3 separate regions of the Homo sapiens genome follow, and all the other regions are linked to region 2. Evidence: read pairs that join two places in POLR2A ChIA-PET (ENCODE). Cell type or tissue: OCI-LY7. All regions are shown on one strand. Each heading gives the region's core, and the rest is flanking DNA. Links, peaks and the distances in the headings are about the cores only. Region 1 has its middle 27 kb from the start of APOL6. Region 2 overlaps RBFOX2 (RNA binding fox-1 homolog 2). Region 3 overlaps RBFOX2 (RNA binding fox-1 homolog 2).

Region 1 (10,961 bases), core at 4,523-8,522, 73 kb before region 2:
TCCTTGGGAACTTGACCTTATAACCATGTGGCTGTGCTTTCTTTTTTCACAATGGTGACCTGGATTCAGGGTCCAATTCCTGGCTTAGGGGATGAGTCCTTTATCTTCTGTCTGTCTGTGTATTTATATGGGTTGTGTGTGTGATGTTTATATATGAAGGAGGTTTGATTAATTTGGTTTAATAATAATAAGAGCTTAAATCAAATATTTTGTCAGAAAATTAAAAAGTATAATGCCTTTTATTTAGTTCGTGTAACTTTAACCTTTGGGAAACAAAGACAGTTTTGAAGATTATTGGTAACATAAAAATATTTTTAAAAATGTAAACATTTGGTCTAAATTATGCAGGTCAGATATTAGGTTTACTAAATATAGTAAGGTCATAAACTGCTTCTTTGGCTTTTAAAAATTGTTCAATTTATTTTGGAGTATTAGATTCTAGATAAGGCCTGGGACATGCGGCGTTAGCCATGCCCTCTAGTTATGTTGGAAATAGTCAGACCCTCTGGTAGCCTAGTCTCCACACCTGGTACCTAATTAATATCACTTACTAACCAGGTTTTTCACCAAAAGTAAAAGTTCTTAAGAGTTAACATTGTAACATGTAATTAAGACTACTAAAGAAACAGTTCCACAAGTAAGTCCTATAAGGAAAGTGAAATGTGTTTTTGGTTAAAAAAAAATTATAAGAAGTCACGGGAGTGTGAATTTTTTTTTTTTTTTTTTTTTTTGAGACGGAGTCTCACTCTGTTGCCCAGGCTGAAGTGCAGTGGTGCGATCTCGGCTCACTGCAAGCTCCATCTCCTGGGTTCATGCCATTCTCCTGCCTCAGCCTCCCGAGTAGCTGGGACTACAGGCGCCCGCCACCACGCCCAGCTAACTTTTTGTATTTTTTAGTAGAGACGGGGTTTCACCGTGTTAGCCAGGATGGTCTCGATCTCCTGACCTCGTGATCCACCTGCCTCGGCTTCCCAAAGTGCTGGGATTACAGGCATGAGCCATTGTGCCCGGCCATGAGTTTTCTTTACTTTGCCTAAAGGGTTAGAGGATTATTTTAAGTTAGATAGAATAAAGCTGAAGGTTTAAGCAAGTTGTGGAAGGTTTATTTAAAAAATTAATTGTAAGAGATTTTGTGTGTGAATATATTGGCTAAAGTTGAAAAGGCATTATTCAGTTTTTCCATAAATTAAACATTGGAATAAAAGCAAAACAGGTTTTTGTTAGAGCAAAAACCTGCTTATGACCTGCTTTTTAACAAACATTTGTAAAGGATTATAAAAGGTTTATGAGAATGTTACCTTATGGTCAAACATTAAAATTGGGTAGATATGTCTATAAGGTTTTATTAAGAATTGGGTTTGACATCAATAATACACTAATGCAACAGTGACATTTGGCTGATTTAGTATAAAAGTCATAGAGGAAGCATCATCAAATATGAAATGGTGTTTGGCTTTCTTTGGGCTGTATTTGTATAAATGTTACTGGTATGTGTTCCAAAATTATTTTTTTAAAAAACTCCTATAATTATGATATGACTTAGAGTATGTTATTAATAATTACAATTGTTATATAAAATCATTGTATGCCACAGAGGTAACCAAATTTCTTTGTTTATCATGTTTTTGACTGTGGTTGTCCTAAGATGTTTCGTCACCCACAAACAATTGTCTTGTTTTAACCCTCTTTAAAAGGTGGTTTATAATCAACTATAAAACTCTAACAAGTGTTCTTGAGTGCAGGGTTCTGATAACTTTGGAAATTGTGACATCAGAATAGAGGAAAAACTTTCAGAACTCTCATGGAGAGCTGAAATGTTCATAGTTATCAAACAGAACAGGAGTTAACTGCATGGAGTAAACCAGTAGAAGTTTGAAGGAATCTTTTGCTTTTTACTTTGCTTAAAATGTTTCTGATCCTTTGTTTTGTTTTTAGAGACAAGGAAATTTTTCTTTTGAGCTATTTATAGCTTTTAACAGTTGAGTAAAGTATACTCCTGTGAACAAAATTTGGAGCATATTTGTTTCTCTCTACCTGATTTCTCCAGAATTTGAAAACTAGTTGCTAGAATTCTTAACTTATGGCAGTATAGTTATTTGCATAAGTGCAATTAGAATCTGTTTTCTTTTGTAGCAGGGCACAATTGGAAAAACTGGTTATTTTACCAAGACTTTGACGGGAATAGTGTGCTTTCCTTTAAGGAATCAAACTTGACTTGTAGAGCCAATAAAATCCCTTGGGAAAACTGGCCTGATACCTTGCTTCCACAGTCCCTGTATAGGGTTTCTGACCTGTGGTAAGTAAAGAATGTCATTTTCTATCAGGCCCAGGGGTCCCAAGTTATCTTGGAACCTCAAGAGGAGAGGAATTTACTCAATTCATAGATATTTGAGGGTACAAACCCATGGCAAGGCTCGGCTCTAATAAAAGCCTTATCTAAAATTCCTTCTATGGAACAGAGTTCCATCAAAGCCAATTTACAAAGAGCTTATGTAAAAAATAATTATTCTTGCAGCACTTTAGACAAATAATTAGGCCAAGTATAAAAAGGCAAATTGATCTTGCCATAATTTGTCTTTAGTCAAAATGGGAAACTGGAGAGAGAAATACTATGTTTCAAAAACTATGGTACACTTGTTATTAAATTCTAGTCTCATCAGTTGTTTTTAAGTTTGTTTCTGCAATTTAGGCTAACCCTGCTTATTCCTGTAAACCAACCAGTGATCTCTGACTGCTGCTTAAAAGAAACAAGACAGATGGGTAATGTAAAATGTGAATCAATATTCTAATTCTGCCTATCAACCCTGTATCAGCTTGGCTCCAACAGTTGCCCAGTTCATGGAAAGCCTTCTAATTTAGTTTACTTGGAATAATTTTACTTATTTTGCTTTACAGTTGTGGAATATATTGCTATTGAAATCTTGTTGTGTAGGAATAAGGATATGCTTTCTCAATGTTTTCTTAAACACTTATTAATCTTCCAGATATCACCTCTTGTCGAAACTCAGAGTTAGGAATGGCCATTACTATGCTGATGCTTTCTGACTGAGCTCCTCTCTACCCTAATACAAAGGACTCTCACAGTTAGGTTAGGAATATCATCACCCCTATTCAGTATGAAGAAGTTACAGAAGGTGGATCTTAGTCCCTCCGCAACCCTTATGATTAAGGGTTCTCTTATAAAAGGGAGGAGGGAAATGTAAGAGGTGTTTAAACCAGAGCAACTCCATCTTGAACAGAGGCCGGGTAAAATAAGGCTGAGACCTCCTGGGTTGCATTCCCAGACAGTTAGGCATTCTAAGCCACAGGATGAGACAGGAGGTCAGTACAAGATACAGGTCATAAATACCTTGATGATAAAAGAGGTTGCAATAAAGAAGCTGGCTAAAACCCACCAAAACCGAGATGGCGATGAGAATGACCTCTGGTCGTCCTCACTGCTCCACTCTCATTAGAGCCATGACAGTTTACAGATGCCATGGCAATGTCAGGAAGTTACCCTCTATGGTCTAAAAAGGGGAGGCATGAATAATACACCCCTTGTTTAGCATATAATCAAGAAATAACCATAAAAATGGGCAACAAGCAGCCCTCAGGGTTGCTCTGTCTATGGGGTAGCCATTCTTTTTTTTTTTTTTCTGAGATGGAGTCTTGCTCTGTTGCCCAGGATGGAGTGCAGTGGCACCATCTTGGCTCACTGCAATCTCTGCCTCCCAGGTTCAAGTGATTCTCCTGCCTCAGCCTCCCTAGTAGCTGGGGTTATAGGCATGTGTCACCACACCCAGCTAATTTTTGTATTTTTAGTAGAGATGGGGTTTCACCATGTTGGCCAGGCTGCTCTCAAACTCCTGACCTATGATCCACCTGCCTCGGCCTCCCAAAGTGCTGGGATTACAGGCATGAGACACTGCGCCTGGCCCATTCTTTTATTCCTTTACTTTCTTAATAAACTTGCTTTCACTTTACTCTGCATACTTGCCCTGAGTCCTTTCTTGTGCAAGATCCAAGAACCCTCTCTTGAGGTCTGGATGGGGACCTGTTTCCAGTAACACGTTCACTCACCTGCATGCACAGTCAGTCCTCAGTAGGCCTGTATTGTTTTATGCCAGCTTCTATAGTAAGAGCCAATGATAAGACAGGAGGATTCCTGGGAGAAATGTATTTTGTGTTCTCTCTTCCATATCAACTCACCCTCTTGTTGCCTCTCTGTGTTCTCTTCCTCTCCAACCCTGGCAGTCATCCTGGGTGGGATCCTGGGTCTCCACAAAAAAGGATGTCACTGGAACCTGCTCAACCACATTCCAGTGGGAAGGAGAGAGCCCTTCTGCATGCCCCCAAGACTCAAATCCTTGAAGCTCCTTCAGGACTTCAGAACATGTAGGAGTTCTCCTGGCTGCCCAGCTCACCTATCTTAAAAATATATATTTTTTAATTTTATCTGATTTAGCTGCTATTTTGAAAGTAGTGCATAGACATTAAATACATTTTTTTTGAATTCAGGAAACTAAAACATAGGAAGAAATAATGCACTAATTAAAAGTGACAACTGTTGGTATTTTGGCATAGAAATTCCTTCCTGTGCTTTTCTTGCTTTGGGGGCTGAAATGCTGGCTTTAAGTCATTAGACTACCTGCTGGGGACCCTTTCTCAAGGCTGCATTACAAAATATGCATTATAACATATGTTTCTGCAACCCACTGAGTTTTCTTTCTAATTTCCAATTTTCTCATTTGCCTACAGATCTGTAACTTTTTGTCTTGCTGTTCTTACTGTAGTTGAAGAAATAGGCAAAAAGTCTATCTAGGTTGGTGTCTTGAGTGGCTTTTCATTGTTCTCCTCTCCTGCAATATGAGTTAATCTTCTCTAGTTGAGGTAGATTCCAGGGAGGGTGGTCCAAGACAATTGCATTCCTTCTGGACAGAATTTCCCTTAATTAAACAAGAAAACTTCAAAGAAAGCCCTTCTCTCTGCTTTGGAAGGGAAGGGGGCAGTGGCAGAAAGTCAGAGAGAGACCTTTGTAAACCAAAATAAAATTCAAAGCCCCCCCACCCCAACAACCATCTGAATGGACTTCTTCTTCCAGGTCGGAGCCCTCTAAATTTAACCTGAAAGACTGGTTCAGGTCATGACGGGAAGTGGGAGTTCGGAGATGCCTCAGTATGCCCTCCTCTCTTTTGGAATTCAGGAAAAGCCAACCAGCATTTCACATCAACACAGAACTTAAGCCTGCTATCTGGAGACTTCGTCTGCAAGATAAAGCTCTGGTCTCCAAAAACTTTTTTTTTTTTTTTCCAGAGACAGAGTCTCACACTATGCCTAGGCTGGAGTGCAATGGGGTGATCTCAGCTCACTGCAACCTCTGCCTCCCGGGTTCAAGCAATTCTCCCGCCTCAGCCTCCTGAGTAGCTGGGACCACAGGTACCCACTACCACACCCTGTTAATTTTTTTTGCATTTTTAGTAGAGATGGGGTTTCACTATGTTGGTCAGGCTGGTCTCAAACTCCTGACATTGTGATCCGCCCGCCTCAGCCTCCCAAAGTGCTGGGATTACAGGCCTGAGCCACTGGGCCTGGCCCTATTGTTAATAATTCTTTCAACCAATTGCCAATCAGAAAAATTTTTAAATCTACCTATAACCCTATAAACTGGAAACACCCACCTCCCCAACAAGTTGTCCCAATGTTGGAAGTAAACGCTCAGTGCCGCCAAGTGAAAATAGCACTCAGGCAAAAGTTTTCTCAGCAAGGCAATTTACTTCTATAGAAAGGTGCGTCTCGCAGATGGAGCAAAGGCAAGAGCACACTGGACAAGGGAGGGGAAGGGGGTCTTATTCCTAATGCAGCTAGTCCCTACTGCTGTGCCTTTCCCCTATTGGCTAGGGTTGGACCATACAGTCTAAGCTAATTCCAATTGGCTATTTTAAAGAGAGTGGGGGTAAGAGCCAGAGTGGTGGGGTGAGTGTTTTCAGCGGGAAGGATGGTTACAGAGCAGGTGACTAAGGATGACTAGGGACAGAGCAGGTGATAGAGGATAGGAGGGGATTGTTTACTGAAACTAGGGGCAAGGAGACATAAAGAATGAGGAAGTTAAACTTTAAAATAGAGAACAAAGAACAGGGGAGCTGAACATACTGATACATTGGTTTTTTGGAGAGGATCTCAGAACTCATTGTACTTAACAATTTTCTCCCTCTTGAATTTTAAAGGAAGTTAACAGGCTAAAACCTTTGAGGAGGAATTTATTATATCCTGCACCAGCTTTCCAGACTGGACCAATATATATCTTAAATATATTTGACTGATGTCTCATGTCTCCCTAAAATATATAAAACCAAGCTTCACCCTGACCACCTTGGGCATAAGTTCTCAGGATCTCCTGATGGCTATGTCATGGACCATGGTCACTCATATTTGGCCCAGAATAAATTTCTTCAAATATTTTACAGAGTTTGACTATTTTTGAGGCCTCTGCAGTATTTTCTACAGTTCAATGCTTTAGTTTACCACAGGTGTTTTTTTCCTTTTTTTTTTTTTTGAGACAGAGCCTTGCTCTGTCACCCAGGCTGGAGCGCAGTGCCAAAATCTTGGCTCACTGCAACATCCACCTCCCAGATTCAAGTGATCTCCTGTCTCAGCCTCCCGAGTAGCTGCGATTACAGACACCCCCCACCATGCCTGGCTAATTTTTGTATTTTTAGTAGAGATGGGGTTTCACCATGTTGGCCAGGCTGGTCTTGAACTCCTGACCACAAGTGATCCACCTGCCTTGGCCTCCCAAAGTGATGGGATTACAGGTGTGAGCCACTGCACCTGGCTGAGCCCTCCTGTTTTGTTCTTTTTCAATATTGTAATGGCTATTCAGAGTCCCTTAAGAGTCCATATAAATTCTAGGATGAATTTTTCTACTTCTGCGAAAAATGTTGTTGGGATTTTGTTAGAGCTTACAATGAATCTGTTGATCTCTTTGGGTAGTATTAACATCTAAACAATATTGTCTTCCAATCCATGAACACAGTATGTCTTTCCATTTATTGATGTCTTCTTTAGTTTCTTTCAGCAACATTTTGTAGTTTTCAGGATACAAGTCTTTCACCTCCTCGGTTAAGAGGCACTAACAATTTAAAGCTGGTTCTTGTCCACAGTAGTTCCCTACAGCAAATGTGAAACACAACTCATGTTGCAGTTTAAAGGTACCGAGTACAGCCCTGGCTGAGAAACTCTGTAAAAGGAGAAAAAAAAACTTCCCCAGCCCCAGCAACCAATACCTAAAAGATTTGTAAGCAGAAATTTTCATTCCTGTAATTTATTCATTCTCTCAGCTGCACCTGTTTGTTAAGGCCACAGGGGCTGTCATCAACTAAGAGCTATTCCGGTAAAGCAAACAAACAAACAAACAAAAAAACCCTGGCTCTATTTTCAGCAGCTACCCAGCTCTGTGGGTGCCAAGTCCATGACCCCGCATGACTTTTGTAACCCAAAGCCAAAGGCCGGAATTTAGGCTCAGGCAACACAATCTCTGGGTGTTATTTTGCCCCTTAAATTGCACTCTTTGTACAACGTTTCTGGCCCCATGCAATAACCCAGAAATAGACACAAGAATTAGGCAGATGGAGATAGAAATAGCGCCTTAATTACTGATGAAGCTGTTAGAGAATGAGGTTCCTTCTCTCCGAGCCATGTGGGCTTATGAATATTTCACCCCACCACTGGACAGATTATCCATCCCTGGAGCAGGAACCCTGGACAACTGTGTGCCTCTCCAACAGGGCTTGTCTCTCTGACACCTGCAGCTTGAAGGAGCAGAACTAAATACGTGCTCTCCTGTATGTAGGTAGATCCTAAGGAAAGTTGAGAAGAAAGGGCTAAGCTAGGCATGACTCCACTCCTTCAAAGATTAACAGATACATTTCACCCCCTCCCTGCAGGAGGCTGGGAGCTTTGCTCCCATAAAAGTTCCAGCACATAGAAACAAGAAAAAGCAAAATAAGTGTTTCCTCCTATATAAAGCAATTTAAAAGCTTAATTTACACCCATACATTTGCTCCTTACAAGCAAAGAATAAATTTCTTTCAAATGCTTCGGGATCATTTGTAAAAATATATCAAGCACTAATCTACAAAGAAAATCCCAATAAGATTTTTTTAAAGTAATTATAGAAGCTGCCTTCTATGACCATACTGCAATAGAGCTGTAACTTAACAATATAAGGATGATCAATTTTTTGCTCATTTTCTATTTTAAATTAGGTTTTAAAATATGAAGTGTGCAGTTTAATTAATGTTTACTTACTTATCCACCACATAACTACCACTTGATGAAGATACGGAATGTTTCCAGCACTCCAGACAGCTCCCTTTTATTCCCATCCGGTCCATATTCACTGTATATGCTTTCTATGGATGCTGCAATAAATTACCACAAATGTAGTGGCTTAAAACAATACACACTTATTGTCTCACAGTTCTGTAGGTGAGAAGTCTAGGTAAAGCTCAACTGGGTTCCCAATCTTATCTTGGCCTTTTTTTTTTTTTTTTTTTTGAGATGGGGGTCTCGCCACATTACCCAGGCTGGTCTCGAACTCCTGGGCTCAAGCAATCCCTCTGTCTTGGCCTCCCAAAGTGGTGGGATCACAGGAATGAGCCACCATGCCCAACCTTGTCTTAGCATCCAACTACCAAAGTCAAGGTGTTGGATGGCCTGGGCTATTGTCTGGATACTCCAGGGGAGAAACTGCTTCTAGGTGTCTTCATGTCATTGGTAGAACTGACTACTTCTCATGATTTCCAGAACAATGACTCAAGTCCTTGTCACACTTTGAGACTTCTGACTTCCTCTTCTGCCGCATCTCTCTACCTCCAGCCAGGGAATGTTCTCTGCTTCTAAGGGCCCGTATGATTAGATTAGTCCCATCCAGATAATCTCTGTCTTTTAATGTCAACTCATTAGTAACTTTAATTACATCTGCAATGTCCCTCTTGCCAGGTAACATAGCATATTTATAGTTTCTAGGGATTAAGATGGGACATTCTGGGAAACTGTTATTCTGCCTGCGATATCCACTCTTCTGATTTGTCACCATTGATTAGTTTTCCTTGTCCTTGACATTCATATACATAAAATCATACAGTACTCTTTTGTACTCAGAGATATATCTGTGAAATTCATCTGTGTGGTTATGTGTAGCTTTAGTTAATTATTTTTTACTGCAGTGAAATTCCGTTATATACCAAAATGCATTCTTCATTCTAATGATGAACATGCTTGAGGCTATTATAAATAAAGCTGTTATGTATATCCCTGTTAATGTGTGTGATATGGTTTGGCTCTGTGTCCCCACCCAAATCTCACCTTGAACTGTAATAATCCCCAATGTCGTGGGAGGGACCTGGTGGGAGGTAATTGACTCATAGGGGCAGTTTCCCCCATACCGTTCTTGTAGTAGTGAGTAAGTCTCACAAGATCTGATGGCTTTATAAATGGGAATTCCCCTGCACATGCTCTCTTGCCTGCTGCCATGTAAGAAGCCCCTTTGCTCTTTCTTCATCTTCCACCGTGATTGTGAGGCCTCCCCAGCCATGTGGAACTGCGAGTCCATTAAACCTCTTTCCTTTATAAATTACCTAGTCTCAGGTATGTCTTTATTAGCAGCATTAAAACAGATGAATACAGTATGTTTTGGTAGTTTTATACACTCACTTCTCTTGCACATATAGCAAGTAGTAGAATTACAGTTTGTAGAGTGTACATATTTTAGCTTTAATAAACACATCTGAAGTGATTGTATCTATTTTCATTCCCACCAGTAATGGTTAGAGTTCCAGTTGTTCCACATCCTCACCATCATTTGTATCGTCCCTAAAAAATTTTAGCCAGTTTGCTGAGCATGTAGTGATATCTTTGTGATTGTGATTTTAATGTATATTTCTTTGATGACATATGTTTGTTTGTTTGTTTTTGAGACGGAGTTTAGCTCTTGTCATCAAGGTTGGAGTGCAGTGGCACAATATCAGCTCGCTGCAACTTCCGCCTCCTGGGTTCAAGGATTCTCCTGCCTCAGCCTCCCTAGTAGCTGGGACTACAGGTGCATGCCACCACGCCTGGCTAGTTTTTTGTATTTTTAGTAGAGATGGGTTTTCACTGTGTTAGCCAGGATGGTTTCGATATCCTGACCTCGTGATCCGTCTACCTCAGCCTCCCAAAGTGCTGGGATTACAGGCGTGAGCCACAGTGCCCGGCCTCTTTGATGACATATGATACTGGTATCCATGTGCTTATTGGCCCCTTTAATCTCTTTTTTTGTGAGATGCCTGTCCAAGCCTTTTGCCCATTTTTATTCTGTTATTTTTCTTATTGATTGAAGAATTTATTTTTTTTTTACATTGAAGTCTTTTGTCAGATATATTTATCATAAATATCTTCTCTCAGGCTGTGGCTTGAGGCACTAACAATTTCAAGGTGGTCCCTAAACTGATAGTGTCTTACTGATATATACCCTCTTACTGGTATATGTATTTTTAAATTTTTGGTACAATATATATAATATGAAATTTACCATTTTAACCATTACAAAGTGTACAGTTCAGTGGCATTAAGTACATTCACATCGTTGTGCAACCATCCCTACCATCTATCTCCAGAACTTTTTTCATCTTGCAAAACTGAAACTCTCTACCTATTAAACAATAACGCCTCATTCCCCCTTCCCCTATACACTGGCAATCACCATTCTACTTTCTGTTCCTATGAATTTGATTACTCTAAATACCACATATGAGCAAAATTATGCAGTATTTTTTTTGTGACTGATTTCTCTCTCTCTCTTTTTTTTTTTTGAGACAGAGTCTCACCCTGTCGCCCAGGATGGAGTGCAGTGGCATGATCTTGGCTCACTGCAACCTCCGCCTCCTGGGTTCAAGCAATACTCCTCAGCCTCCTGAGTAGCTGGGATTACAGGTCCATGC
Region 2 (10,961 bases), core at 3,991-7,990:
GAGAAGACAGGAGGGAAGAGGAGAGGAAAGCGTCTTTTTAATTCTCCTGCTTTGTAAGCACAAATTCCTATCTATCAGCATGTGGATTCCAGCCACAGCCAACCAGAATTGCCTGTCAAAGACCAGAAACTCAGAAGACTAGAAGAATATCCTGTTGCAGAAAGATCTCTTCCACTTCTGCTTGTCCCCCAGTCATTCAGCACCAGATACACTTTGGTAATTCTGTCTGCTGATTTCTGATCAGATGCATTTATCGGCTCCTAATGTCTCTCCTTCCTCCTTGACTGCCTCTTCCGTGATTGATAGAATAAGCTAAGCACGGACATACAGACATGGAAATGCATTATTTTTTTTTTTTTTACCACAGTTTAAAAAAAAAAAGAAAAAAATGCACAATCTTTGGAACAAAAGAATTAAAGGCAGAAATTTAAAGGAAAAATACATATTCAAAGAACATAGTGAGGTATAAAAAAGTATTCTTTCTTTTTTTGTGTTTTTTTTTGTTTGTTTGTTTGTTTTTCCTCTTCATCTTGCTATAGAGTTCCTCTACTAGTAAATATTGCAATAGCCAGGCCTCATGAACTGGGGGGCTGTCCCATTTGCAGGGGTCTCACGTCACTTCAGTAGGGGGCAAATCGGCTGTAGCCACCTCGGTATAAACTCGCCTGCAGTAATTAAAGAGATAAAAATAATTAAAAGGTTGATGAGAGAAGCATTAACAGTGAAGAAAAATGTCCAGAGAGGGATCTAGAAACAGCCTGCTTCGAAGCCTCAAAGCAACTGATCAAGCATTGCCTTGTGCAGTGAAGTCAGGAAACCAACTTCTGCTTCTAAGGTGCTCAGACCAGAGCCCAACACATTTATTGCTGACCTGATATTCTCAAGGAGAGTATGACGACATTTTATTTCATTATTTACATGAATTAGCACAGAAGGGAAACAATACACAGTTGAAAACAAGTTCCGCAAAGAGTTTGATTTTTAAAAGCACAGGTTTTTGTTTACCTTGATACAGCCTTATAATCCTGGTGGAAAACAGATCACCAGTTTCTCCTTCTCACATATGACCCATCGGCAGTGCACGTTACTTCTGACACGATCCCTGCCATGTGTGGTCACAGCCCATGTTTGAGATGGTGCCACATCTAAACCTGAGCCAGTCTTTAATAAAGTCTGTTTCCTCTATCATCTACGAAGCACACCAACTAGGCTGTTTCTTGACATATTCACATTTACATATCTAGCTGGGGTTTTAACTAGGCTTTATTCCTTTATGTTTATCAAATGACTTTATCTAATGGCTTATCTCTTTCAATTAGAAGTTTCCCAGGAATGCATCTTTCTCAGGTCATTCTTTTAGCATAGGACTTATATCATTTTAGGACGAAATACAACCTCAGGCACTTCTACCACTGCCGTTATATTGTAATGCTCTACTTCATTTATAAACATATATTCCCTCAGGGCCCCCTATTACTTCCTTCCACAAATCTTCATCAGTAGAAATTTGGTGTGAGAAGTAGCTTTCTCATATTCCTTTAGGTCTTACATTTTACATTTCATTCTGTCTCCTTTTCAAACAACTCTACCCATGTCCAGAGGTAGTTGCCCAGTTGCATTTTGGATTAGAGAGAAAGCCCTGGCAGAGGTGTCACTGTGGAATGGCCTGTCTTTGTTGCAGCCTGTGAGTCCTAATCACTGAAACTGGAGGCATCCAAGCCAACACAATAATACTGCAGTGAGGTGGTTGGTCAGAAGAAATTATGCTAGTTCTATGGACTTCTTCGATACTTCTATCAACAACACCATATTTTGCCACAATTGTTATCAATAATCAATAATAAAATATCCTATAAAGCATTCACTTAGGAATTTCTAGTACTATCTACCAGAAGGCTTAGGAAGAGCAGAGACATCCTTTAGATTTGCATTTGAAACTTAAGTTTTTGAAAAGCTTACTGTGAATACTACAGCCTTATGCTCCATGCTCCTTTGCCAACACCTATCAATGAAACTATGCCACAGGTATGCACTCAACATTTGAACCAATAGAAAACATTCACCAGTTCCCCTATTTCTCTCGCAAATCATGCCACTACTCGGGGCATATTATCAATGATCATTCCTTTCTGCTGCCCTTAACTAGGCCATGTGGCTCACATTATAATAACACACAAATAAAGAGGGTGACATGAAACTTCCAGGTAGATCTATGTGGCTTTAATACCTTGATGGTGGATGAAAGGCTGAATTTACTACCTCCCTAGATCTTCTGTAGTCTACGGGTAAAAGAAGGAATGAAATGGTTTTATAAAGCAATGGTATATTATATACTTACCACAGCGCCAACTCCATAGCTAGCGGCAGGGGCAAGGGCATGGTAGGGGTCGGCTGTGTACACCCTGCCATAACTGGAAAGAAGAAACACAATCAGACAGATAAAGAAAAGTGTATGATCTAAAAAAATTAAAGGGATTACTGTGCTTTAAGACTTGTGAGTCACTTGGTCTTGGATTATCATAAGGAAACTGGAATTACAAGGAATAGGAAAAAACCTTTCTATTTCTACTCCCAAATGCAATAACTGAAAAAAATCTGAAGTACTTCCATAAAATGGAAAAGAAAGGAGTTGGAGATGAGGAAGAGAGGGACTGGAGTCAAAGTCAAAGAAGAGATGAGAACAAGAAAGAGGGAGTGGAGGACAGAGTCGGTGCCTTGTGCTTTAGGCATGACAGAGGCCATCAAGAGGTCTGCAGAAAGCCCAGGCTGGCAAGATGCCCGATGTGCTAAGAGCTGCTGTGGAAATGGTGAAGGGAGGAAAATGGGTGACATTTTGGGATGGAACAGCTCTCATGCATCCCAAAGCTCACCACTGTCTCTGTACATACCCGTCACTGTAAGCGGCTGCAGCGGCTGCAGCAGCGGTGGCTGCGGTTGCAGTAGCAGGCTGTGCATATCTGTAGGCTGCATATCCACCCTACAGGAGAGAAGAGAACTGACTTTACAGATACCTCTCCCCCCAGGTGTACAGAAAAACACACACCCGCCCACACACAGACGTACACACATGTAGACACAGGGACTGACACAAACATAGACACACACATGGGAAGAAAATGTTTCAAACTGCATCAGTCTGCATGTTATTATTCCTCCAATAAAAAATTAAGCCCTACGATATGCAAGGATTTGCTTTCCAATTTGTGATAGTATTAAAAGTAAAGTTTGGTAGTACCTGTTAAATACAAGGAATGAAGATATGATTTTGAATCTGTCTTACTTCACAGTCTTTGTTGGAACTTTCAAAAGCGAAAATATTTACAGCAAGTTGGGAGCACTCTGACAAGAAATATAAATTATAAAGTTAAAATATATGAAATCTGTATGTGTTGACTTCAGATTCTCTAACGTGTTCTTGGATTGATTCATTAATAAGAGACTACAGCATGTAACAGAAACCTCTGCTCCATCCGGCCTAGCATGTTTGCCAAGAAGCTAAGATAATCAGGTAATATTTAGAAGGAAAAACAATGTAGATCAGGGGTCAGCAAACTCTGGCCTGTGAGCCAATGCAGCTTGCCACCTGTTTTTGAAAGTACTTGTGACAGAGACCAATGTCCTACAAAGCCAAAAATATTTACCACTTGGCCCTTTACGGAAAGTTTGCCAACTCAGATCTACATTTCATACTTGAGCAAATCAATTACAAATTTCTGAGGATTCTTTGGCTGGATTCAAATAGATCAGGAACCCTGCTTCTAGCACTTAACTGCATTTTCCTTCCCTAAAAGGTTTTGAGATTCTTACATATTAATCTTACAGTAGACTCTGAGCTTTTCTTCCAATAGTCCAAATATCCTCTCAGTCCTAAAGAATTTCAAACCATCACATCCTTCTATTTCAACTCAGTTTAGATAACTCAAATATACAAAAGGTTTTCACTATCAGGGTGAATCATGCACTCTTTCAGAAAGCATTTCAAGAGACAATCACAACAACAAATGCTTGCCACATGAGACAGGATATTTTTAAAAGTGGCAAACTCTACTTTTTATTATTTATGAAATAGAATTCATCTATTTTACCTAAACGTAATTCAGATGCAAATTTTTATTATTGGCCTTTCACTATCAAAAACAACTATGTTCAACTGGCCCAACTGAACATCATTTCAGTAGTGAACAATAGCATAAACATTTTATTTCTGTGGATAAAATGTGCTCATTTCTCATGGATATCTGAAGGTTTCTGCCCTGTGCTTTCTACTTCCTATTTTTTCAAATGTTCGATTTTTCTAAATCTACAAAAGAAATTTCAAATTTACTTCTGTATCATTTCTTGGGATTGAGAACAACTATTTTCTAAGGGGACCCCTGTTCTTCTTAACCATCTTGCATGGCAAGTCCTAGCTTGCTTCTTTTATTTGTTACCCCTTATTTTAGAAATACCTATAATTTCTTATGAGCTTCTAAAGCCTTTTGCTTCTTCCTTATATAATTTATGCTTTCTCTAAATGAAGAAACTGCATTGTGAGGGAAATTTATTCCTGCTCTTCAAGTTTATGCTGCTTGAAGTCAGGGTAGTTTCAAATGTACTTAAAAAAATCCCTGACTGGCTTTCAGTGGTTATACATTATTCCTCCTTTGTTTTTCAAATGAGTGACTTAGAAAGTAAACATTTCCTTCTTAATTACGAATTCTTCCAGAGATATATGAAGACTCTAATTAATATTACCAAACACTGACAATGAAATGGTAATGAATGGGAACATGGCAGGAAGCACCCTTGGGGGCCGTTTCTGATCAACATGGTTCCTTGGAATTCTAGCCAGGATCTGGGCAAAGCTGTAAATCCTGGCCACAACATAATTAAACTAACTAAAGTATTTCTTTACCTTTTTTTTTTTTAAGCATTTGTTAAACAAAGCAAATGTTAATTACAGTTGGAATTTTAACACTAAAATGAACCCTAGTAATTTTTCATTATAACTAGAGATGGTTCCATTAGTTTAGAATTTGTTTGCTAGTGTAAAGTTACAGCAGGGCTATTTAGTAAAACTTCTTTGCAAACAAGGGTAATTCAGCATTTTACTCTTTAGTATTACTCCAACCATCAAAGTAACATTAAAAAAATTTTAAAGTTAAGGCAACAAAAGCAGTTAAAGCCCAATTCATGTTTACCTAGGTAAAAAAATTAAAAACTGAAGTCTTATGCCATACGGCAGAGGTATAAATTCTTGCAAAGGGATACTGAGGTTCAAAAGTACTCAACCAAGGGTAGGTTTCACACCTGACTCTCAGGAAGACTGAGTGAGGTACTGGAGGTACGATCTCTGAGTATTCTATCAAATCATGGCTTTAAGCTGTATTCTTAAAAAACAGGTTCTAAGTGAGGTTGCTGACAGAACCAATTTCCCCTCATTTTCCTAGGCCTACAGGAAGCCATAGGAACCTTGGTGGTTTAGGAGTAATGTTACTGCTAATCAAAACAATTCAAATGGATCAGACTATGGAAAAGAATCTTCCTTCCAATCCAGAAGGAGATGGAGAGAATCTATCTGTAGCGGTTTCCTTCTTTGATAAGTCAAGTCTGACTTTGAAGTTTAAACATGATGAAGTTCTCTGCTTTTCAAGTGGAAGAAAACAGAACAGGGTTGGCAAATACTTTACTGAAAACAAAAGGCTCAAGAATATCAGCACTAAGAAAAAACACATGAAGAGTTTTTTTTAAAGCAGATGACTTTAACATGATTATTCTCCTGATTACTTTATAATAATGGCATTACAGAGAAACCTTTAAAAGATGAACTATTTTAGGATAGATAGGCAATATCCTACTAAACTAACTTGGTAATTCACTAATGACTACTCCAAAAGTAGAAAAATTAATTGTGTATCATGGATGTATTCCTCTCTCTCTCTCTTACACACACACACGCACACACACACATACACTTACTCGAAAGTATTTTTGCTGCTTTATTCAACAAAACATATCACAAAATGTGAGAAAAAGAAAATTCAGATATATTTATTTCTATTCCAGATTTCAAAGTGCATAGAAATTTCAGGCTGAGAAACCGTTTTTTCAGCTTTCACTCTTACTAGCAAATCTAAAGGCTTTTATAAAACATGAGAACAAAGTGCAGTTTGAAACACCAAGGTTTTCATTACTGTTTCTTAAGTTTTTCAAAAAGAACAAGGGTGGGAAGGAGGTAGAAGAGACAGGGTTCAGGCGTGGGGAGGGATATGGCGCCACATTTATTAATCACATTAAAAACTAAGCATGCCAACATCTGGAGCTAAACAACCAGCAAAATCACCACGTTCAGACTCGTATTGGCTAACTCTATCTATCCCAGCATTCTCTTGGGACAGCGGTTTGCCCTAGGCTCTACCACAAGCTCGGTGAAGTACACAGCCTCAATTACTAGAGCGTGCAGCCACAACGACCTGGTATTACGGAAACAGTCAGTCACCACTTGAGTTAACATTCCATACCCTAACGACTGGCCCCTCCCCAGCCCAAAGAAATAGTCAATCTTGCCCACCCTAGCCCTGGCCCACACCACAATGTTAATAATTATAACAAGCAGTAACCCATCTGTTATATCAGAGAAGGGAACAGAGACTCCACTGAGAGATTTAGAGTGAGATGTTAACATTTCTTCAGCTGACTGCACAAACAAACAAACAAAAAAAGAGGAGAAATAATTCATTTGGAGATATGAAGTCATGAAATAGCTGATGTGTATTGCTTTTAACCATGCACTGATGCAAAACTGAAGCAACCATTAATAATAAAAATTAAAAAGGACATATGTATTTACACACAATCAGACCTGTTTGATCTGAAGCAGTTTGCAGATTCTATCTGTGTGTGATTTGAAATAAAACAAAAAATGGGGATTAGCATGGCCACAGCACACCCTAATGTAGGAGGGCACACACGGACGGCTTTTTGGAACTCTGATAGCTGGATAAATTTGGCTTGGCTAAGCTTGATTCAGATACACACATGCCCCTTTAAAAAGAATTATTCTTATTCCTTTGCAATTCATTCTGAATGATACCTGGTGTCCCCAGTGGGGCTGCCCAGTGCTTCATCGCTCCCCTATTCAACCTGCCTGACACTGGCAATATAATTCAGTCCTGACCCACAGCACTCACATGTATGCTCGCCCTCTGTCAACAACCGTATATTCTAATCCACAGCATTCTGCTAAAATATTTCCTGTGTTTAGGAATTTTACTTTTTCACATATCTGTAACCTATCTCTGACTTCAAGTTCCAGCTTCTTCAAAGGAAAATGCCTTTGAAAAGTTGGCTTTAAGATCCTTTCCAGTGTTTTCTGCAGTTGTTAAAGTCTCAGTTTTTCATGGCTCAATGTCATCTCCTAGGGCTTTTCTACTCTGCTCTGAGCCAATTTTATCATCAAATTAACTTTATGATGTTGCCACGTTGACCACATGATCTTTCGGCACAGTTCTGTAGCTGGGTTTTAAACTAGAGCAAAATACAATAGAATATAATCCCTCCTATATCTGACCTTTATCTGCATATTTATTAGTTTAATCTCACACTGGCAGACTTTTGCCTTGTCTTGATTTTAACCTAGCTTTTAATTTTATTATATTTTTGTTTTAGGTTTACATTAAAACAGGACTTTGGTGAGCATGTGATGTCAAGACACCTTCTTTCTACCCGGAAGACAATGACATTATGTGACACTGAGGAGGAGAGTGTGTATTTCAAGACCAGCAGACAAAATGAAAGCTTGTTACCTACATGTAGTGTATAGATCAATAGAGCAGAGGGTTGGGGGATGGCGGCAGGGGGTGGGTAAGGAATGGCAGGTGTGATGCTGAAAATCACTACAGCAGAGCAGAGATCTATTCCAACTAGCGTGGGTTTAATGCTGGGCCTCCAGGAATCACTTTATTTATCCTTGGATGAATCTAACTCCCTCTTTTTCCTCACCACCTCCCCACCCCTGCTAAGAACCATGGTTCTAGGAGATATTATAGAGTTCTTTTGTGGCAAAATGGCATCACTGATTAAATGTGAGTAACACACAAACTTACAATAATGGTGATACCGTCACTGCTTTTGATTGAGCTCTGTCTCCTTTGAAAAGTACTTATGAAAAAAATTTTAAAGTATTTAAATTTTATCTTATTATTGTTTAAAATTGGGGTTAAGGGAAAAAATTGCTATGATCAACCTGATGTCTTCCACCTATTATTTCTATGGTAGATGAGAGACGATTTTCAATAATCAAACCTTTCAAACATTATTATTCCACATCTCCCCAAATTAGTTCATTTCCAAAATCTTGCTGGGTAGCCACATAAATAAACTGGATTGTGAAAAGCCATCGACTATTTTCTTTCTCCTAGCATCCAGCTATCAGCAATCCTTCTAACAAGTATGCTATTATCCAAATGAACTCACTGATCTTCTTAGGTGAAAGGAGAAGAGGCCAAGGGAAATGCATGTCTCAATGTTTGAGTCCCATATGTCTAGATTTTTAAGGCAACTTCAAACTTATGTAGCAGCACAGTCCAATTACAACTGGTATCTCACTACAGGGCCCAATGTGGGATTCAGAAATCCTATTTGTACAGTTCTACTTCCTCTTTTTTCTCTTTTCTAAATTTATAGTAGTAAGAAAATGTCCCCAACTGCTAAGATCTAAATATAAAAAAACAGTTTAAATACCACAGGTACATGTGACTGACAGATTAAAAGAGGTGGCAGTGATGGGACAGTGCATATTACACACCTGGCTGGGATATGTGTCAAGAGGACAGGAGCACTTAATTTTAGAGGAAGTGCCATTATGTACGGAATGTGACTGTGGGCACTGCTGAGGTAGCAGGGCTTAGATCACACGCTCACAAGTCTTGATTGTCCAAAAAAGCCTCTGTTCCCATCTCTAACGTGGAGCTGGAATGGTTAGTATAATTCAATTTTTTCACTGCAATCCACAATCTGATTGATTGGCAGGTCACACTGGCACTCCTACCTGAGGTATTTTAGCGCTAATGATTGGTTCCTGTAAGACTATTCTATAACAGAACACAGGAAGAGCAGTTCAAAAAACACAGCTGTGGAAGGAAAACAATCATACAAAAAGCCCACTAAGGGGCCCACCAGCCTTTTCTTTCCTTTGGATGCAAGCATGCTTTTCACAGGAGGTGATTTAGGAGCAGTTTGTTAACCCATTTAAAAAGTGAATTAGGGCGAACTATGCCTTTTCTACTGGCCAAAAAAGAAGAGGGAGGGCTGGATACATAATCTAGCTGCCACACTCCCAAATCCTATCACGGTAGGTCTTTTTACAAACTAGGAACAGAATTGCTAGATCAGTTCTCCAGAGAGGAATGTGCCATAAAAGAAACAGAAAGTAAATGGCTAGCAGGAATCACTGTCTAAGAATGGGACTGTGAAAGGGATTACAAAAACCTTGCACAATTAATAGCCTAAATTCATTTAACTTAAGCATAACCAGCAATTTAAAATCTTTTCCCTTGTGTCTTCTCTTCAAGCTCCGATTCGGTGCACTTTTCATACTAAACTCTCTATTCCTTCTATTTCTAATATGCCTTTCGGAGGAAATAAGAACTAAATGTATGCTGACAGATTTCCACAGATGGGAAATGTATGGAGAGAAGCAGAACAAACTCAAGGCAAAAATGATAGTGTTTTGTTGTCTGTGTGTTTTTGAAGAAGTATCCTTTGCTCCCTCACATGTGGAATACAGAACACACAGTTTTAAAAGCAACAGTTGTATTAGGCCTAACTCAGTAGTTACCTCATAAAGTATTCTTGCTTTTCATGTAGGGGCATGGATATTATTTCAGCACTAGTGACCAACCTTTTTTTCTCTAAGTAACTCTGCTTTAAGATAAGAACTAAGAAATAATAACATTACTATTAATTACTTTCATTAACAAGGGGCCACTGGTCAAAAAAAATTATTTCAGCAAGATCACTGAATTACTTGTGTTTAGCTCAGCAAGGTAATCCAGTTAGTAGATTAAAAAAAAAAAACCAAGAGTATTTTATTAACAGGAACAGAAAAATCATCTGTCTCAATAAAATCTTACATTGTAAAGTAAGGAAGTAAGATAACTATTAAAAAATTGGGTTGGTTGACTTAACAAGTTTGAAGTAGACAAGTCTTTTTTTTTTTTTTTTTTTTTTTTTTTTTGAGACGAAGTCTAGCTCTGTCAGCCAGGCTGGAGTGCAGTGGTGCAATCTCGGCTCACTGCAACCTCTGCCTCCAGGGTTCAAGTGATTCTCCTGCCTTGGCCTCCCAAGTAGCTGAAACTACAAGCGTGTGCCACCACGCCTGGCTAATTTTTGTATTTTTAGTAGAGATGGGGTTTCGCCATCTTGGCCAGGCTGGTCTCGTACTCCTGACTTCAAGTGATCCCCCTGCCTCGGCCTCCCAAAGTGCTGCGATTACACACGTGAGCGATGATGCCTGGCCAAAGTAGGCAAGTCTTTTTTTTTTTTTGAGACGGAGTCTCACTCTGTCACCCAGGCTGGACTGTAGTGGCACGATCTCAGCTCACTGTAAGCTCTGCCTCCCAGGTTCATGCCATTCTCCTACATCAGCCTCCCGAGTAGCTGGGACTACAGGCGCCCGCCACCACGCCTGGCTAATTTTTTGTATTTTTAGTAGAGACAGGGTTTCACCATGTTAGCCAGGATGGTCTCCATCTCCTGACCTCATGATCTGCCCGCCTCGGCCTCCCAAAGTGCTGGGATTACAGGCCTGAGCCACTGTGCCCGGCCCAAAGTAGGCAAGTCTTAATAAGACATAAATAGGTTGTATTTAAGAAAAATAAATCCTCAAATAAGAAACACATTAGAGAAAAAAACTTGATTTAAGAAATAACTCAAATGGAAAATCTTGTTCTAATAGATCAGATTTCAAGAAAACAAGTTAA
Region 3 (10,961 bases), core at 2,342-6,341, 270 kb after region 2:
AAGCAGAAATGAAAAGGAGACATTTCATTACATATGTATTTATGAATTTAGAGTTAGGAATTAACTTACCGGTAGGGAATCTGGGCGTAAATCCTGGTTTGGAAAACGCTACACAATAGTTCAGCATCACAACGTCTGCTTATGAAAAGTGTAGTGTGATAGGTTTTTTTTTTAATGTGTTTAATTCTAATGTCCAAAGTTATTTAACTTTTTTTGGTGGGGGGCTGGGGCATGGGCAGGATGATACCTATTATCATTTCTTTTTTTTTTTTTTATTGAGACAGAGTCTCACTCTGTCGCCCAGGCTGGAGTGCAGTGGCGCAATCGCGGCTCACTGCAAGCTCCGCCTCCTGGGTTCACGCCATTCTCCTGCCTCAGCCTCTCCGAGTAGCTGGGACTACAGGCACCCGCCACCACGCCCAGCTAATTTTTTGTATTTTTAGTAGAGACGGGGTTTCACCGTGGTCTCGATCTCCTGACCTCGTGATCCGCCCGCCTCAGCCTCCCAAAGTGCTGGGATTACAAGCGTGAGCCACCGCGCCCGGCCACCTGTTATCATTTCTTAAAGAGCAATCAATACAATACAGCTTGGGATACTAGAATTAAATAATTTCCTAACTTAAAACAGAATGCTGAATGAGTCAAAATTTTTAGGTTTCTTTAAGCTCGGGGATACCAAAGTATTTACTACTTGCTTCTAACACTGCAAAAAATAACCCATAGTAAAGCTAAAATCCAAAAGGGGTAAATGATACCTACACCAAACTCAAGAAAGTCAAATAAGGGATTCTTAAAATAAGCTTCTCATTATTGAAAAAAAGCAAAGCCTACAGAGTAACACTTATTTCACACCACTCCTAGAGAAAGAAACGCAGAGTAAGCATAAAAGAAAATTGCGCATGCACACACAGATACAGGTTATCTATTAATCATAGCATTTTTATACAGCTGACAAAAATCACTAGAAGTCCCTGATAAGCGCCTCTCTGAAGGGCTACTACATGCACTTAACACACTTTAATGCTTACGTATGAAGGTAGGAAATGCCAAAGTTAACCAACTGATCTCCAACACTGTAAAACACAGCCAGCTCAGAGCTAAAATGCTGCTGCAAAAAGATCTATTCAGTATCATGACAAGCAGCTAAAGACTTTTAACAAAGCAGAGGGACAGAAGATGTCTATAATGAGTAATGAACAGCACCTGGGAATGGAGAGGCGCTAGCTAACAGAAAAATTAGTTTCTAAACCCAAATACAGACCTTTTGAGTATGACCAGCATTACCTCAAAGTCTTGGATGATATCAAAATTTGCCAATTTATTATCAGCTTAATAAGAGTCATGTATGAAACTATGACTTCTAGTTCAAATATAACACAAAACATAGTAAAATCTTATGTAAGTATGTAACTAATGCAGACATATATGAAACGGACTGCTTAAGCAATAGCTGAATAGCAGTACTCTGCATTCTTTTAAACAAGGTGTGCATAGCATAAGACCAGGGTCAGACTTTCAGGACAAGTACTACCAACTCCCTGTAAGCTTTGCCAAAGGGGAAACTTCCTGAAGTTCCAACAAAGTCTTCAAACCCACTGTGCCAGCCACTAACAGTAACCATGTTCCTGGAAGCTTGTATATGAGAAGCAAACCAATGAGTTAAGCTTTGTGGATGTTGGGAGCCACCACAAAACATCTTTCAATTTTGCCAGTTTTCACTTTGAAATCACACAATCCTATCTTATCCCCTAGAAACTAAGAAACAGCAGGTGAAAGCTGTCAAAGCCACATATTCAGACTAATTAGGGGACAAGCCAGTCTGATTAGGGGATAGCGACCTCATTTGCAGATGCTTTTGCAGATGAAGGAGAAGCTGAATATGGAGAAATTTAATCGGGGCAGGGGGCTAAAAAAAGATCTACAATTCCTGCCTTTTACCCGAAATTATTACTTACCCTCCCAAGAATTTTTGTGGACCACTGAACTGAAGAAGGAAAAGAAAGAAAAAGGGAGAAAACAAACTTTAGGCTGTAAGTGTGACTGTATAAAAATCCCTGAGAGGATGAATTATGAAACTAAACTCCATGCAACAGGGCTAACTATGTAGCTGCTTTTCCACTTGCCTAATGGCCCAAGACAAATAGAGCAGGGCCATCCAGGAGTCCCAACAACTTCCAGGAAAATGGAACCAACGTCCTCCTGTCTCAGAACAAGCCACATACCCCCTGAAAGTAACCCCTAAGTGAAATCCATATAGATCTGCTTTGAAAATCACTCTGGCTGGCAACAATTAAGGCCCACTCCTTCAAACAATTCCAATTTGTATGGGAAAAAGCTTCTTAAAAGAAAAAAAAAAGCAATTGAAAGAAATTTCTATGAGCCTCTGCCCAAAAGTATTCCAACTCAAGCAACTGCTGCAGGCCACATTCAGACACCCCCAGTCTCCCCAGGCCCTGTCTGTAGTTCCTCTAGTTTTACTCACATAGCTTCTGCCTCCACCCCAATCCCCAGAGCTAGGAGAGTCCCACGGCCACACCACCCATCCCTCATGATAAATCATGCTTTGCTTGTGGTATTTCCAGTTAGAATCTGACAAAAATCAATGCAGCCAGAAAAAAAAAATACATCAACAATATGCCTCCTCAAAAACCACATGCCTGGAATAAAATATCCAATACCCAGTGCAAAATCTCTCTTCTTCAACAACGGAGAAACCAAGGAACCAGCCTATACATGGGAAAAATCCCACACACCAAGGTGTTACCTGGGGACCTAAGTCCCTAAGAAAACCCACGTCTTATGGCTGAACACACCCATGTGGAAGTCTAAACCTCAAAGGCTGTTTTCCACCCTTGGGAAAACAGGTTTTTAAGCAGTTATTCCATCACCATCATTTGACAATTCAAGAATGTCATCTACTTCATAAGTGGTATTTATCATGTGTCCTGTGCCTTGAATTTTTGGCAGAAATTTCTAGATGCCACGTAAGTGCAGGACATGTCAGAAGGAAGTGATATATTACAGGCTGCTCTCTCTCATTCCCTTCTCAGAATTCTCTTTATTCATTTAGAATAGAAAAGGCCAGAGGCACTATGAAGTACAATCATTTGCAGCTAAAGAGGTCCCTACTAAACTGGCTGGAACAGGCAAGGATTATACAGGACCCCAAACCAGAAGCTGAAAGTGAAGTCGGAGGGGAGAACAACAGCCAGAGAGAATTCTTATAAAATACTTCTATGAATCTATCGCCAAGGCTGAGATTTAAAGGAACACTATCAGACTTCCTTATTTTCAAACATATCCAATATGAGTGATGTGAAAAATACCATGTATTGTGAAGTGTCTCCGCTTGGTATTTTCCCCAGATCCATAAAAACATGTTACAGTGCCGGGCACGTGGCTCATGCCTGTAATCCCAGCACTTTGCAAGCCGAGGCGGGTGGATCATGATGTCAGGAGTTCGAGACCAGCCTGGCCAACATGGTGAAACCCTGTCTCTACTAAAAATACAAAAATTAGCTAGGCTTGGTGGTGGGTGCCTGTAAATCCCAGCTACTCGGGAGGCTGAGGTAGGAGAATTGTTTGAACCCGGGAGGCGGAGGTTGCAGTGAGCCGAGATCATGCCATGGCACTCCAGCCTGGGCAAGAAGAGCAAAAACTCGGTCTCAAAAAAAATAAAAAATAAAAAATAAAGCTATAGTATCCGATGAAATTCACTGGTTGAGAAGAGAAAGGTTAAGGTCCCTAGCTGATCAAATAGTTCTCACCCCAAATGGTGGTAATACATGCGAACTGCTACACTCCAGAATCCTGCAGCAGCACTGTAAAAAGGTAAATCAACAGCCTGCTCCAGCGAACTGGAACAGGTTGGCTCTAATTGCCTCTCTCACTTGTGTGGTTCCTCTTTTCTCCTTAACCACACTATCACAAAGGAGCTTTTTACATATACACACGTGCACTCAATTAATATCTGAACACAGGAAACTAAATATCAGGTTGCTATGCCTACCCAACACATTCTGCAGTTAAATTCTACCCCAGCTTCTGTTTTCAGAGACCCCTCTCTCACCTTTAACCCTGATATCAATGAAAAGATCAGGTTAACATTCACATATCACACAACATGCAGTCTTCACAGGGGATAGAAAGCAGACCAAGGGCCAGACCCCCCAGGGAAAATCTGGATAAACAATTAAAGCCATCTGCAGGCCCCAACTGAGAAGCAGGAAGACAAAGTTCAATTTAACAAAAATGGACAGTTTCTTGACTACTTGGGCCCAGGCATGGTGCTTAATCCTACAGATTCCTAAGGATCTCACAGTCTGGGTAAGCGTGGTGGGGCAGACATTCAATCAAGTATTAATCTAAAAAGTCCTTTAACAGAGCTATAGACATGATGTCTTGGAAGACAGCAGGAGTGTGGGAGACATGGGAATAGTCACAAAAGGCATCCAGGAGGAATCAATATCCAAACTCATTATTAAAGATTGAGCCTTACAAATGTGGGGGTAGAAGAGATGAAGCAGGAACTTTGGGTAGAAGGGAAAGGAACAAAAGCACAGAGGTATTCATTAGCTGGGTGGCACCACATGCTAAGAAAACTATAAGCCACTGGACATGGACTTGGAGGTGGAATGTGGAAAGAGACGGAGCTTGAAAGTTACGCAGAAGTCAGGCCAAACAAGAGAACAGACAATCCTGAGAAAAAACACAAGCTCTCAAAAGATTTTAAGCGTGGAGTAACAAATTGACTCTTTTGTTTTATTTTTGAGACAGAGTCTCACTCTGTCATCCAGGCTGAAGTGCAGTGGCTCGATCTCTCCTCATTGCAACCTCCACCTCCTGGGTTCAAACAATTCTCCTGCCTCAGCCTCCCAAGTAGCTGGGATTACAGGCATGCGCCACCACGCCCAGCTAATTTTTGTATTTTTAGTAGAAACAGGGTTTCATCATGTTGGCCAGGCTGGTCTCGAACTTCTGACCTCAAGTCATCTGCCCGCCTCAGCCTCCCAAAGTGCTGGGATTACAGGCATGAGCCACCGCACCTGGCCAGATTGGCTCTTTTAGATAGATCACTGTGTTAGCAGTCTGGAGAGCGGGTTTGAAGAGACTGAAAAGGGACCACAAGAGACAACACAAAGGCATCCCAGCTCAATTTCCATAGACAAAATGAGAACAAAAAGTGCCACTTTTGAACCAACATACGTAACAAAACTTATAAAATTTGAAACACGACATTTTTACTGTTCCTGCCTTCCATGTACCACTAAAACAGCCAGTGAATCTGTCACCCACCCTCCCAACAGAGATCCCACGGGTTCTAAGAAATCCACATCCCCCCTGCAGACACTGTGATACTGCAGCAGTCCTTTCACTCCTTAGCAAAGAATTGTCTCCCCTTCCTCTGACAAGAGAGACCACAATGACCCAGTTCATTCCACTCCTCCACCCTGGATAATGAGCAAATGAGGTTTCCCCTTTAACACACTGCTCATCTCTAGTAGTTCCCAACTCTGGCACTTAATCAATCAGAAGCACATTAACCACTCCATGCAGATTAAACAGTAAGCAGGAAGTTAGTGAGTGCTGTATAGCAGGATATAAGGAAAGCAAGAAATAAACATGTAGTGCTGGGTTCCTTGATAGGCACCTTAAAGAATCTCAGTTCTCATTACAGTGGTTTATAAGAGTATACATTAATTCTCCCAGTTCACAGATGTGTGAGCAGGAGCTCAGAGATGTTGAATAGCTCATTCATTTGGTAAATGGAGAAGCCAGGATTCAAATCCCAAAATGAGAAGCTCTAAATGGTGTTTATTTACTACACCATATTTCAAGTATATATGGATAACAAATATGATTACATATTAAGGTTAGTAATAAAAATATCTCCCCTTTAAAAACAGAGAAGGGACTCATGGATAGGAAGAATCAATATCATGAAAATGGCCATACTGCCCAAGGTAAACTATAGATTCAATGCCATCCCCATCAAGCTACCAATGACTTTCTTCACAGAATTGGAAAAAACTACTTTGAAGTTCATATAGAACCAAAAAAGAGCCCACATTGCCAAGACAATCCTAAGCCAAAAGAACAAAGCTGGGGGCATCACGCTACCTGACTTCAAATTATACTACAAGGCTATAGTAACCAAAACAGCATGGTACTGGTACCAAGACAGAGATATAGACCAATGGAACAGAACAGAGCCCTCAGAAATAATACCACACATCTACAACCACCTGATCTTTGACAAACCTGACAAAAAACAAGAAATGGGGAAAGGATTCCCTATCTAATAAACGGTGCTGGGAAAACTGGCTAGCCATATGCAGAAAGCTGAAACTGGATCCCTTCCTTACACCTTATACAAAAATTAATTCAAGACGGATTAAAGATTTAAATGTTAGACCTAAAAGCATAAAAACCCTAGAAGAAAACCTAGGCAATACCATTCAGGACATAGGCATGGGCAAGGACTTCATGACTAAAACACCAAAAGCAATGGCAACAAAAGCCAAAATTGACAAATGGGATCTAATTAAACTAAAGAGCTTCTGCACAGCAAAAGAAACCACCATCAGAGTGAACAGGCAACCTACAGAATGGGAGAAAATTTTTACAATCTACCTATCTGACAAAGGGCTAATATCCAGAATCTACAATGAACTCAAACAAATTTACAAGAAAAAATCAAACAATCCCACCAAAAAGTGGGCAAAGGATATGAACAGACACTTCTCAAAAGAAATTTACGCAGCCAACAGACACATGAAAAAATGCTCATCATCACTGGTCATCAGAGAAATGCAAATCAAAACCACAATGAGATACCATCTCACAACAGTTAGAATGGCGATCATTAAAAAGTCAGGAAACAACAGGTGCTGGAGAGGATGTGGAGAAATAGGAACACTTTTACACTGTTGGTGGGACTGTAAACTAGTTCAACCATTGTGGAAGACAGTGTGGCGATTCCTCAAGGATCTAGAATTAGAAATACCATTTGACGCAGCCATCCCATTACTGGGTATATATCCAAAGGATTATAAATCATGCTGCTATAAAGACACATGCACACGTATGTTTACTGCAGCACTATTCACAATAGCAAAGACTTGGAACCAACCCAAATGCCCATCAATGATAAATTGGATTAAGAAAATGTGGCACATATACACCATGGAATACCATGCAGCCCTAAAAAAGGATGAGTTCACGTCCTTTGTAGGAACATGGATGAAGCTGGAAACCATCATTCTGAGCAAACTATCACAAGGACAGAAAACCAAACACTGCATGTTCTCACTCATAGGTGAGAATTAAACAATGAGAACACTTGGACACAGGGTGGGGAACATCACACAATGGGGCCTGTCCTGGGGTGGGGGGAGGGGGGAGGGATAACATTAGGAAATACACCTGATGTAAATGACGAGTTAATGGGTGCAGCCACACCAACATGGCACATGTATACATACATAACAAACCCGCACGTTGTGCACACGTACCCTAGAACTTGAAGTATAATAAAAATAAAAAATAAAAATAAAATAAAAACAGAGAAGGGACATATATCCTACGGTCTCAGATTAAGGGATCACTCACAAAAGTGACAAACGATCACAACTGGAATCTCCAAATGCTACTAAAAAAAAAAAGGTCACTTCTGAGCATTAGTGACCAAAAAATGTTCAGACTCAAATAATCAAAGCAATCTGGCTATCCTCCAGAGAAATATCTCAAATCCTCCACACACTTTCCCCTCAGAGTCCCTAAGACAATGTTTGAAAAAACTCATGGCTGACTGCTCATTCTCTTGAGTAAATGACTTCCCAAACTACTTTGCCCACCCAAATTACAGAAATGCGTCCAGGATTCACATGGCAGTTCTGATCCGATTTGTCCCAATCCTGGCTCAAGCAGCTTTGCTACTTTCCTAACTAGATCAGCATCAGCCAATGGGTTTATTCAAGCTGATCTGTGATGGATTAGATAATGAAACCTTAGCCATGTAAGCTGCCTGCTTGTATTGGGGTTGTAGAGGAGAATAAGAAGAAACTCAATACTCCTAGGGGCCACCTAAAACACCAAATGTACTCACCATCCCTCACTCCATCTGTCTGCTCATGCTCCAATTACTGCCATTTCCTTCCAATCATGTCTGTGGTTCTTCCCTCCTGCCTTTGAAGGAAGTGCACATTTGCCCCAGAATAAAGATGTTTACTATGCTTTACAAATGTATATCAACAAAAATTCAAAGAAATCTGCTTACTAAAATGACTGTCTTTTTCTACAAATTATTAAAGCCTGACATCAAACTGAAGGCCTGAGAGATGTTAAACTAGAGATTCACTAGCAACATTCTTGTTTATACAAAGTAGCATAACTCAATTTCTTTCTCAGCAGTCCTGTAAACTTGAGGCCTGTCTGCACCAGTCTGCTTTACAGCAAAATGAAAGTTAAATTTCTAGTTAGCTTCTGTTGTGTTCACATGTCAGCGTGATAGTGAAAAAAAAATGACAGAGTAGCTAGAAAATGGGAGGGAGTTGGGAGACAAACTCAACTCAAGCTAATCTCTTGAGTCACCCTGAAGAATAATTCTACTTTGAAATCAGATCTGACTTTCTCCTTCTCAAATACATTTCCAGTTTTACATCTGCAGACTTCCTTGTAAGACATGGGGAAAAAAGCAACAAGTTTTACATGACTGTTCCTCAGTTTCTCCATCTACAATATTTACCACTCTGGTAGTGTTACAGGCTTAATGTCTGTGTCCCTCTAAATTTCGTATGTTGAAGCCCTAACCCCAGTGTAATGGTATTTGGAGGTAGGACCTCTAGAATTAGCTTCAGATTGGGTCATGAGGGTGGGAACTACATGATAAATGAGTGCCCTTATAAGAAGAGGAAGAGACCACTGACTCTCTCTCCCCCAGGGCACAGACAAAGGAAAGGCCATGTGAACACACAGCAAGAAGACAGCTATCCACAAGCCAGAAGGTGGGCCCTCACCAGACATGAAATCTGCTGGCACCTTCATCTTGGACTTCCCAGCCTCCAAAACTGTGAGAAATAAATGTCTGTTGTTTAAGCCACCCAGTCTATGGTATTTTGCTGTGGCAGCCCAAGGACACTGGGACAGGGAGAGATGAAAAATTCAGTAATTTCAGTGAAATATTGTTCATGAAATTACTTGCAAGAAAAAAAAAACACAATATTTTTATAACTCTTCTTGAATGGTAGCACCATGCTTAGTTTCAGCACCAAATACCAAATGAGGGCACAAAGAGACATCCACCTATGAGGAAATAAGCCCATAAATAAGCAAATGGGAAGATAAACTACTTCAATAAACACAGCATCTACAAAGCAACTTCAGGCTATCTGGAACCCCTTCCCTGAAACCTGAAAGAAAGTCATCTTACTACTAGAATCAGCTGCTAATAGGAATAACTGCTGAACCCACTTGGCTAAACTGGATTTATGACTCTATGGTGAGAAGCGGTTACTTGGCCATATAATAATTATACCATATCAACATTTCACTGACACAAAGAATTCTGCTGAAAGCTATAAGTAATAAGGTACATCTTACCTTATACAGCAGCTAAACTCTTAGAAAACTGCACAAAAATAAAATTTTTATGAATCAAATTGTTCACTAGAAAAGCTGACCAAAAGAATTCATTCCCCACTACATTGTATAGAGCGTAAATTTCATACATATTAAACTTAAAGTGAAATGAACCTCTAATAGCCCTATATTTAACTCATTTAACTTCCCACAAACTTTGAGTACAGTATTTCCAAGTACTCTCTTTAACTACATTTCTCAAACTGTACATCAGCTTTCCAGTTGAGTTTGTCACTTCCCTCCTACTCTCTGGTTCACGTTTCTCTATTTCTGTACTCTTTCCAGGGCTGCACTGACTCCTCTTCCACCTACATCAAGTTTCTGTATACTGCCTTTGAAAGCACCGACCCTTCCTCTCTTTCTCCTAGGGTTCCTTCTGAGCCTAAGGATTATAACAAAAGCATCACAGACTCTCTGGCGTTTCCTAAACTCCATTTTGGTAAGTGATGATTTACTCCAAAAGCTTAGTGGTACAACTTAACAAGATTCAACTTTGGAATCTAACGCTTAGCACTACAGCTCCATTTAGTAAGCAGCCTTGGGAATGACCCCAGTAAATGAACTTATTCTATAAAAAGCGGTTAATCCTTTGACATTCAAAGTGCCTGGAAAATTCTGTGATGATACCCTCACTCTGGAATTTCACAATTTTTCTTAATCCTTAACTATCTGTAAAAGGTAAATTTCAATTTCAATTTAACAGGCATTGAGCACTTACCAAGTACCCAAAACTGTTAGGTATTACGAAGGATAAATACAAAGGAAATATAGTTCCTATCTTTTAGAAGCTTACAATCTTAGCAGTGAAACAAGAATAATAAAACAATTAAGGGACAATAAAAGATGACACACAATTAAGCATCAATATACCAAGAGGCAAGAGTAGGATCGGAATGGTGTGAACTAAGCTGTCAGGGAAGGCTTCACAAAAGGAGTTAGAAAACGTGTTAAGAAAACAGGCCAGGTGCAGTGGCTCATGCCTGTAATCTCAGCACTTTGGGAGGCCAACGCAGGCGATCACCTGAGGTCAGGAGTTCGAGACCAGCCTGGCCAACATGGTGAAACCTCATCTCTACTATAAATACAAAAATTAGCGGGGTGTGGTGGCACATGCCTGTAATCCCAGCTACTCAGGAGGCTGAGGCATAAGAATTGCTTGAACCCAGGAGGCAGAGGTTGCAGTGAGCTGAGATCAAGCCACTGCACTCCAGCCTGGGCAACAGTGAGACTCCATCTCAAAAAAAAAGAAAAAAAAGACGTGTACTTTAAGACAAACCCACATACCCAAAACACTGGCTACGATAAGATTTTTTTTATTTTTT

Evidence for each region. ChIA-PET counts read pairs that join two places held together with the same protein. Peaks named below come from ENCODE experiments on the same cell type or tissue, not always from the same donor. Only the 100,000 strongest peaks of a DNase experiment are listed, where the experiment ranks them.
Region 1: POLR2A ChIA-PET joins it to region 2 with 8 read pairs; 2 of 35 experiments call an interaction of 5 or more read pairs at or near these places.
Region 3: POLR2A ChIA-PET joins it to region 2 with 5 read pairs; 2 of 35 experiments call an interaction of 5 or more read pairs at or near these places.

What each region holds. Positions count from the first base shown.
Region 1 is chr22:35,670,246-35,681,206 of GRCh38, forward strand. No RefSeq gene overlaps it. Among named protein-coding and RNA genes, the nearest start is that of APOL6, 27 kb to the left of the region's middle. RefSeq lists an enhancer at 9,278-9,567. In OCI-LY7, for the core only: no CTCF peak of the experiment used is centred there; a DNase peak (open chromatin) is centred at 6,123.
Region 2 is chr22:35,743,585-35,754,545 of GRCh38, forward strand. It overlaps RBFOX2 (RNA binding fox-1 homolog 2), which reads right to left. Exons shown (of 14, transcript NM_001349999.2): 12 at 2,889-2,977; 13 at 2,339-2,411; 14 at 1-665. The coding sequence ends at 621. Among named protein-coding and RNA genes, the nearest start is that of APOL5, 31 kb to the left of the region's middle. In OCI-LY7, for the core only: no CTCF peak of the experiment used is centred there; DNase peaks (open chromatin) are centred at 5,314, 6,407, 6,920 and 7,794; H3K4me3 peaks cover 3,554 bases; H3K27ac peaks cover 4,000 bases.
Region 3 is chr22:36,013,863-36,024,823 of GRCh38, forward strand. All of the region lies in intron 1 of RBFOX2 (RNA binding fox-1 homolog 2), which reads right to left. Among named protein-coding and RNA genes, the nearest start is that of RBFOX2, 9.5 kb to the right of the region's middle. In OCI-LY7, for the core only: no CTCF peak of the experiment used is centred there; DNase peaks (open chromatin) are centred at 2,459, 3,069, 3,889 and 5,139; H3K4me3 peaks cover 3,262 bases; H3K27ac peaks cover 3,778 bases.